Regions from separate parts of the Mus musculus genome. Here region 2 is linked to region 1. A link is a loop called in an ENCODE intact Hi-C map of the cell type or tissue named here. Cell type or tissue: left cerebral cortex. All regions are shown on one strand. Each heading gives the region's core, and the rest is flanking DNA. Links, peaks and the distances in the headings are about the cores only.

What was found. Peaks named below come from ENCODE experiments on the same cell type or tissue, not always from the same donor. Only the 100,000 strongest peaks of a DNase experiment are listed, where the experiment ranks them.
Region 2: a loop joins it to region 1, with 4 times the contacts of the local background. A loop is called at or near these places in 15 of 42 quality-filtered maps.

Annotation. Positions count from the first base shown.
Region 1 is chr11:32,125,409-32,129,733 of GRCm38, forward strand. It overlaps Gm39676 (a long non-coding RNA gene), which reads right to left. Exons shown (of 3, transcript XR_872349.2): 2 at 1,671-1,763; 3 at 1-1,480. It overlaps Gm51888 (a long non-coding RNA gene), which reads left to right and starts at 1,870. Exons shown (of 3, transcript XR_003949656.1): 1 at 1,870-2,410; 2 at 3,165-3,268; 3 at 3,832-4,325. In left cerebral cortex, for the core only: no CTCF peak of the experiment used is centred there; DNase peaks (open chromatin) are centred at 2,216 and 3,358; H3K27ac peaks cover 1,775 bases.
Region 2 is chr11:31,998,290-32,002,614 of GRCm38, forward strand. It overlaps Nsg2 (neuron specific gene family member 2), which reads left to right and starts at 2,130. Exons shown (of 5, transcript NM_008741.4): 1 at 2,130-2,307; 2 at 3,442-3,591. The coding sequence starts at 3,463. In left cerebral cortex, for the core only: CTCF peaks have their summits at 2,066 (motif pointing right) and 3,050; DNase peaks (open chromatin) are centred at 1,439, 2,134, 3,051 and 3,448; H3K4me3 peaks cover 1,742 bases; H3K27ac peaks cover 1,807 bases.

The sequences.
Region 1 (4,325 bases), core at 936-3,435:
GACAGAGACAGACAGACAGAAACAGAGACAGAGAGAGACAGAAACAAACAGACAGAGAAAGACCGTGAAAGAGACAGAGAGACAGAGATAGAGAAATTAAGTATATTTTAAAAAACGAGGTTTCTTGGTCGTGCCAACTCTTTTACAATGAGACCCTCAGTCTTAGTTAGGGTGACTATTTCTGTGATGAAACATCACGACCAAAGGCAATTTGGGGAGGAAAGGGTTTACTTCACTCACAGTTCCATCTAAAATTCATCATCAAAAGCAACAGCTCAAGCAGGGCAGGGACCCAGAGGCAGCAGCTGACACAGAGGCCAAGGAGGGTGCTGCTTACTGCCTCCTCCCCATGGCTTGCTCAACCTGCTTTCTTATAGAACCCAGGACCACCTGCCCAGGAATGTCCCCACCCACAATGGGCTGGGCCCTCCTCCATCAATCACTAATTAAGAAAATGTTCTACAAGCTTGCCTATAGCCCAATCTTGAGGCATTTTCTCAATTGAGTCTCTGTTCTCTCTGATGACTGTAGCTTGTGTCACGTTAACACAAAACCAGGCAACACATACTCTGTAAAGGTCTGTTTGCTATAGAGGACTAGAAATATGGAATGTAGCTGTGAACTCGGATGGCAAAGAAGCATGGCCCTGGATCTGGGGATGTGTGGTTGGAGTGCAAAATGCCCCGACAGGTTCGTGTGTTTGAACATTTGGTTCCCAGATGGCGTGCTGTTTCGATAAGATGCAGAACCTTTAGGAGGCAGAGCCTCGCTGGAGGAAGTGGGGGTAAACCTTGAGGTTTTGCTTGATCGCTTTTGCTTCTTTGTTTTGTGCATGTTTATCTGTGGTGAGAGACAGACACGGAAACCAACGACTTAATACAATGCAGGCTTTTAATCTGGGAGAAGACAGAGTGCATCGGTATAAGAATCAGGGTCTGACGTCTGCTTACAAGCTAAAGTAATTACAGGGCAGAAGGTGGAGAGGCTGGGAAGGAGGCTGTTATTAGTCCTTTCCAGTTCCAGATTGGCCACTGGCAGGAGTGACCAAAGAACAGTGAGCAGCAAATGAGCAAACATCCGGTGATGGATAAGCATCCCTCCTGATCAGCCATCATCAGAGGGATGCAGGGGCAGGGCAGGATCCAGGAAACCAAGTCTGCAGTGCTGACTTCTGTGGTGGAAATTGCCATCACTTAACCCAAAGGGAGAGACTTCAAAATGGCATGACCAAGGCTGATAGGCGATGTGTATATTTGCATGGAAATAGAACAAACTCGGGCTTGGCTCCTCCTTCCATGCTGCCCACAGTTGTTTGAGATGGAGTCTCCTCCTGGCCTGGGGCTCACCTGGTTAGGCTAAGCTAGATGGGCAAACCCAGGTACCTCCATGGTCTCACCTCAGTGCTGGGATCACAAGTGTGTACTACTGTACAGGATTCTGTGAATGGATGCTGAGGTGTGTGCCCAGGTCCTCATGTACTCTGCAAGAACCATATTGGCTGAGCTACCACCCCCACCACCTACCACTATACCACCACCACCCCCAGCCACCTCCACAACACCCCCATCACCCTCCACCGCCCTCCACCACCTCACTACCACCCCAGCACCCACACACACACACCCTCTTTACACTTTTCTGTTTGAGACAAGGTCCCACTAAGTTGTTACCTTGTCTGGCCTTGAACTGGCTCTGGAGCTTGAGCTGCCCTTAAATTTGTGATCTTCCTTCCTCAGCCTCTTCAAATCCCTGGGCCTGCAGGCCTATCTATGCAACAAAGCCTGAGTAAGGCATCTTAAAGGGCTTTAAGATGACTAGTCAGAAAGTACCAGAAGGAGTTATGTGAGCTTCCACCACTGTCCACATTGAGGACGGTCCATAGTCGCCTCCAGAGATGAATTCTGCCCTTCTTGGTGGACAGGAGAGGGACACCTTTATGAACAAACATGTCTTGCTTTGGGTAGAGAGTTTTTCTGTTTCTCCATCTTCTGTCTTTGATTCAACTGTCCTTGCCAACGGGGAGAAGCAGCTAAGCTCTGGTGGGCACAGAGCCCAGGGAGGAGACAGGGACACGTGTGCTCTGTATCTGCTGTGGTCTCCCCCTCCTCCTCTGAAGGCCTAGGTTTAATGTGGAGTCATTAATGAGAAGAAGAATTAACTGAATTTATCTGTGAAAGTGTTAAAAGGCTCACGCTCCGCCTGAGGAATGAGCTGCACAAGAAGCCTGCGGTAGAAATTGCCTGTGTAATTGTAATCTTTTAAATGCAATTCCTGCAGAAAGATGACTCAAGCTTGCTTTTTCTGCTTCCTTTCCTCCCCCATCCACTTCTTGCTCATCCAGGTTATCTGTCAGACCAGCCACCGAGGCTCTGCTCACAAACATGTAAATGCAGATCAGGTACTTACGCAGGTGAGACTGGTTTGTACTGTTTATTTGCGTTTTTGGTTCCATCATTTTTTTTATATATATTGGCTCATAAATAATGTTCTTGTTCTTTAAATTTTTGTATTAAAATGTAGGACTCTTAGCACAATTTCTCTTTCTCCCTCCCCCCTCCCTTATTTCTCATTATTTCTTCCCTCTCCCTACTCTTCTTTTTCTCTTTCTCTCTTTTTTCTTTCCTTCTCTTTTCTCTCATTTCTCCCTTCCTTCTCCCTCTCTTCTCTCCACTCTTCTCTCCCAACCCCACTCTCCCTAACCCCCATCCCTTGTGCTGGGGATTTGGCCCAGGCCCCTCCCATGCTGGACCCGGACTCCATCACTGCACTCCAGCCTGAGTCCACAGATGCCACGCAGAACCTTGTACTCACCTTTAGTTCATCTCTACACGGAGCTCAGCCCTGTAAACTGTGTGGCCTGTGCTCAGTAGAGTTTACTCAGCCCTCCATGTTGGAGGCTCAAGGGTGTGGTACTGATATCTGGTAAGGGTTTTCATATTCTGAAGAACAAGTGCTCTGCTCCCAAGGTGACAACTGCACCCTGGGTAGCCCAGTCACCTTTTCAACCCCCTCCCCCATCATGACTATAATGATAGCAATTAAATCTCAGCATTTAGGCTGTAGCAGGACTCTCGTGTCTGTGTACAAATGTGGGAGCAGAAGGGGCACTTGTGACTCAGACAGGAAGCCACCCCTCAACCTATTTATGCTTCCACCAATAACAGTGCGGGATGCCTGGTACCCACAGTGTCATCATCGATGCCTTTTGTCAGTTTAGCGGGTGACAAACAGCCTTTCCATTGAGTTTGGATCTTTTGGCCTAACCCAGGTGTGTGGACTGCCTCTGCCTGTTTCAGCTGCTTTCTCTGTAGTTGGCTTTTTATGGGAGACAGCTTTTGGAACCACTGTAGCTGGGGTGGAATGCCCCACATTGGAGGGTTGGGTAGCCTGTCTTCTTGTAAGAATAACTAGAAACTGTTCCTGACTCCTCCGCTGAGAGCGACCGAGGAGCAGATTAGTCAGCACTGCAGAGGGGAAAGGAGGGGAGGGGAGGGGAGGGGAGGGGAAAGGAGGAGAAGCGAGGGGAGGGGGAGGGGGAGGGGAGGACCTAGGCTTGTGGGCTTCACACAACAAGTGTCTAGTCTCAGCTCCCTCTCAGTCTGTAAGGTGGAATCCTACCCACGGCACCTCTGAGCACAGGGAAATAATCCAATGTCCCGGTATAAGAGCAACTTTGCGCACAGTGCCATGCATCAAGAGAGCACGTGGGCACAAAGAGGAGGAGGATAATCTACAAGCCCAGCAACTTTGAGTGGAGCTATCCTACTGCTACCTTGATTTTGGAAGTCTGGTCTCTGTGACTATGGGATGAGAAATTTCTGTTGTTTTCAGACACTTAGGCAGTGGAACTTGATTGCTGCAGCCGGAGCTGGCTGGTACACCCCCAGAGTGGCTGATGACCCGAACAAGGGACTTCTAGACAACCGTTTCCTGATCTGTAAAATGGGGTTATTACCCTACTTGCCACGGACCTGCAGCTCAGGGCTTCAAGACATGGAAATGGTCCCCACTGGCTCCCTGGTGCACCCAGAAGTCCTGGGTTCTAGCCATCTGGACGTGTTTCCCAGGGTCTCATACACCCAAGACCAAGGCCATTCCCCTCCTGTCGTTCAGTGGGGATTCCTGAACTTCTCTGAGCCTCAGTTTTCTCAGCTGTTCAATGAGAAGAGGTGTCAGTACCACGATATCTAGTGATACTTTGATTCTGGTGTTTTGTGGTGTGCTTTGAAAAAGACAACCAGATAAATGTGTTCATTCCCTGCAAACAATGGCGACAAATGAGTCCATTAACTTCTCTGGTGCGTTCACTTCTCTGTAAAGAGATT
Region 2 (4,325 bases), core at 1,044-3,543, 130 kb before region 1:
CGGTGGATCTTCCTAGCCAGCATGTGTCATGGAGATCCTGCAGCTTTGGATCTGCCAGATCCTAAAGCCTTCATGCACTCCAACAGTTCATAGATGGGTTAGATGTTGGGGTGGCCTAACTCATTGCCCTGGATCTGGGCCTGAGTGCTAGCTGAGCTGGTCAGCCTGCCAGTTCTCCTGCACCCACCACACCACCAGGGCGAACTCTCCAGCACTGCCCCAGCCAGCTTACCCAGTGATGCAGCCAGTGAGGGTCAGGGCCAGCTCTCCTGCTGTCATGCCCTTGAGGCCGGCTCTCCCACCCTCTGCACAGTAGATGATGTTTATTGCATTTTGATTATTACACACACACACACACACACACACACACTATGTATCTTTTTGGCTATCTTAAGATTGCAAAAAACATACTTAAATTGATACAGATTACTTGGACCCAAAGCTTCATCACTTAAAGCAGTCTATAAGGCCATATCCGACACCATCTTGGTTTCTTTCCACCGCACTCTGCTGCACAGATGTCTTGCATGTTGCGTACATTGAAAACCTCATCAAATGATGTGATAGTATTTGCTTTCAATCCTCAATTTTTTTTTAAATACCAATTATTCTATTTTATCTGGAACCCCTCAACCTTGTTCTCCATCAAGGTTAGACATGCCATTCCAGCCATGGCCTTCCTTCCAGCTTGGGTCTTAACCTCACAGGTCACCAAGCCTGGACTTCTCCTTGCCTCCAGGCAAGCTGCTTTCTGGAGCTTAGTGAACTCTAGGGACCTCTGTCTTGAAAAGTGTGGCTTTTCCTTGTCAATCAGCCATGAACTATCAGAGGGGATTTCTTTGACTCTTAGGGCAGCAGCGTTAGGATCTGAAATATACATGTTCACAATTGAACCTGTGGTTGCTGGCTATACTGTGCTGGTCTCGTGCCATGCATGAATTTGGCAGTCATTTAGGTCTTTGGAAAGAAGGGGAAGGAAAACCAATATTTCTTAGAATACTTCCCTCTCACACATATACATCACCATTTAACACTGCCCTGTGTGGTGCTGATAGATGACAGCCTTCATGGTCTCAAAAACCCTTACACACATTTCATGCCCGAACAATACAGAAGACACACGCGTTTCTGTGCCTTGTAACACATAGACACTAGCTAGGGTGATTTTTTTTTTTCCACACAGAACAAATATTTTTTAAATCAAAGTGAACCACTCAGTCAGTACTGCAGCTGTTGATGAACAGTGATTTGAGCCACAGCTGGGAGAAGTCACTGGCAGTGGGCTCAATCATCCCTGTGGTTGAAATAGGCGTTCAGAGCATCTCTCACAAGTCAGATGTGTTTCCATGGGTACATTCTCTTCCCGTACTCCCTGCCATCTCATTCTGCAAGTGCTGTTATCCTCCATCAAAGGCAAGGCAGCAGAGGCTCAGGGAGTGGCTGAAAATGTGTCAGACCCACCCAGCCAGTTTGGTCCGGCTGACACTGCCTCTCCACTCCTTCTTACTCTGGTCAGCAAACTGGATGTTATTTAACGTCTTGACCTAGATATGGATTTTGGGGACAAGAGTCAGGGATCAAGTCCCAGTTCTGGCCTTTTCCAGTTCTGTGACCTTAGACAGGTCAAGTCTATGCACTGTCTGCAGTTTATGCAGGTGTGTTCACAGTGCAAGCCACCCCATTTCCCAGTCTTTGTTAGAAACCACAGTTTACAAAAGAGGGCAGTAGCTTGAAAGAGACCAGAAAGGTGTAACAGCACAGGAAATGGAAAGTAACTACCAGTTTACTTTCTCTTCTAACCCAGAGCAGGTGTTTTGAGTTTTACAGTATTGTTAGGGAAGCTTTAGCAAGAGGGGAGCCCTTCTCCTAAAACAAAACAAAACAAAACAAAAAACAAAGTGCCTGCTTTTTCAGTTTCCACCAAAGACTCAAGAATTGCATTTTACATTATTGTAAAAAAAATTATAAGCCACATTACTGTTTTTGGAATAACCAAAATTCCTTCCACTTTTCTTTAAAACGTTTGTCCTATGCAGGGGTTGTGGCCATGCATGAGAAACAGCAGGTGGTGCCAGATGACAGGTGGTGTGGGAGCCGTCCCCGGTGGGAGGCGCGAGCTGGCGAGCAGGCTGGCAGCTGCCAGATCTTCTCTGCGCGCTGGCGCCTCGTTCTCAGAAGCTCCGGATCCAGGCACGCGAGGGCTGCTTTTTTCAGCACCACGCTCTGGCTGAGGAGGGAGGACTCCTGTTTGTCCTCCTCCTCTACATATTGGCTTGACTCTGCTCTGACCCCCACCAGTGCCGCACAGTAAGTAGGCATTTGTTTTTGTTGTAACCACTCCCCAGCACCCTCCCAGCCCTTACCACCCTGTCATCCCCACAACTCCGTTTGTCTAATTACGTCCCACCAGCCGGATTGACAGGAGAAATTCAGTTGTGCAGGGCTTTTGAGGGTGCGGTGAAATCAATCCTTGAGTTCAAAGGGAACTGGAGGGAAATAATGTGATTTGTTTATTTAGTTGGCAATCTTGCAATATGGGGGCTGCTAACTTTCCATGAAAAGAAAGAAAGGAAGGAAGAAAGAAAGAAAGAAAGAAAGAAAGAAAGAAAGAAAGAAGGAAGGAAGGAAGGAAGGAAGGAAGGAAGGAAGGAAGGAAGGAAGGAAGGAAGGAAGGAAAGAAAGAAGGAAAGAAAGAAAGAAAGAAAGAAAGAAAGAAAGAAAGAAAGAAAGAAAGAAAGAAAGAAAGAAAGAAAGAAAGAAAGAAAGAAAGAAAGGAAGGAAGGAAGGAAGGAAGGCCCTGGCTATTGAGGAAATGGAGCTATTTCATGGCTGAATAAGGAGATCAGGTTCAAGCCAGCCTCTTTCTGATGTAGAAACCTGGGTCTCGTGTACAATCTACATATTATGTAAAAGAGAGAGAGAGAGAGAGAGAGAGAGAGAGAGAGAGAGAGGGGGGTCTTGAGAGAGAGATTGACTGTATTTAATTGTGTTTTAGAGATTGGTGAAGAAAAGGCAAAATAGCGATGTGGGTGGTGAGATGAAATGTATCTTACTGCAGGGGGCCCAGAATAATGGAGTTTCCTTTTGTGCTAAGAACAATCTTGCCAGTGGGGCTCTAGGGATATGTTAGCCACAGTTTCTTGGTATTTTTTTTAAGCTCATTTAAAAAAAAAATGAAGGTCTGAGGTTTTGGGGGTTTTTTGGTTTGGGGGTTTGGGGGTTTGGGAGGGGCTCCCTAATTCGAGGGTTGGTGAACTCGGTGAGCAGTTAGCACATTCTGATGATTAATGAAGTTTCCCCGGACAATGGGAATCATGTCAGGAAATCTAGTGGGAGATTGATGGCTGTTGCCAGGTTGAATGCTGCTGCAGTTGAGCTGTCTCAGACCGTCCTCAGCCCCTCACATTCCCACTGTAACCAGAATCCTGCTGCTTGCCTTAGGTCTGGAATAAAAGCAGAAGCATGGTGAAGCTGAACAGCAACCCTGGAGAGAAGGGGGCCAAGCCGCCTTCCGTGGAGGATGGTTTCCAGACCGTCCCTCTCATCACGCCCTTGGAGGTTAATCATTTGCAGCTGGCTGCTCCCGAGAAGGTAACCGGGTGATCTTCCTTTCCTTGTCCCCCAGGCTACCCTAACCCAGGAACCCAAGCAGCAAAAGATTTTTTTTTTTTTACCCCTTCAAATCCTTTCATTCTTCCAGCCACCAAACAGGCTCCCTTCCTTGGAAAATATTGTGTCCAGAGATGAGACATTTCTTGTGTTATTGCAGATTTATGGTGTTTGCTCATAATCTACACATACAGGCAAACAAATTAATGTTCTCTTGTTAAGATTTTAGCATGGTAGATGAATACACATAAGCTTCTATGCAGTGATGAAGGGGGAAAGGCTTGTCTTCATTTTCTTGAGGTGTTTTGAAAATGGATTGGTATAGCTAGGAAGGCAGAGACTTGGACTCGCTCAATCCAGCAACTCAGTTTGCCTCTGCCGAGCTCTTGCCCCTTTGCAAGGAGTTGGTTATAAAAAGATAAACTTTTAAAAACCCTTCTTCAAAGGAACCCAGTGCATCGTGGTAAATGCTGGACCCAACCATCACAATGGGGGGGGGGGCTGGGGTATGAGAGGGAAGGCAGTATAGATGAGCTGCAGGGGAGAAGATGGGGTAGGAGAGGGAAGGCAGGATAGACGGACGAGCTGCAGGAGAGAACATCCAAATTGGAGTTTTAAAGGTAAGTAAAAGCTGTACCAGTTTGAAGTGGAAGAAAAATAGGGTATTTAAGGCAAAGGTGAAAGAGAATGCGCCCAGTGTGGGAAGCTCCTGTGGA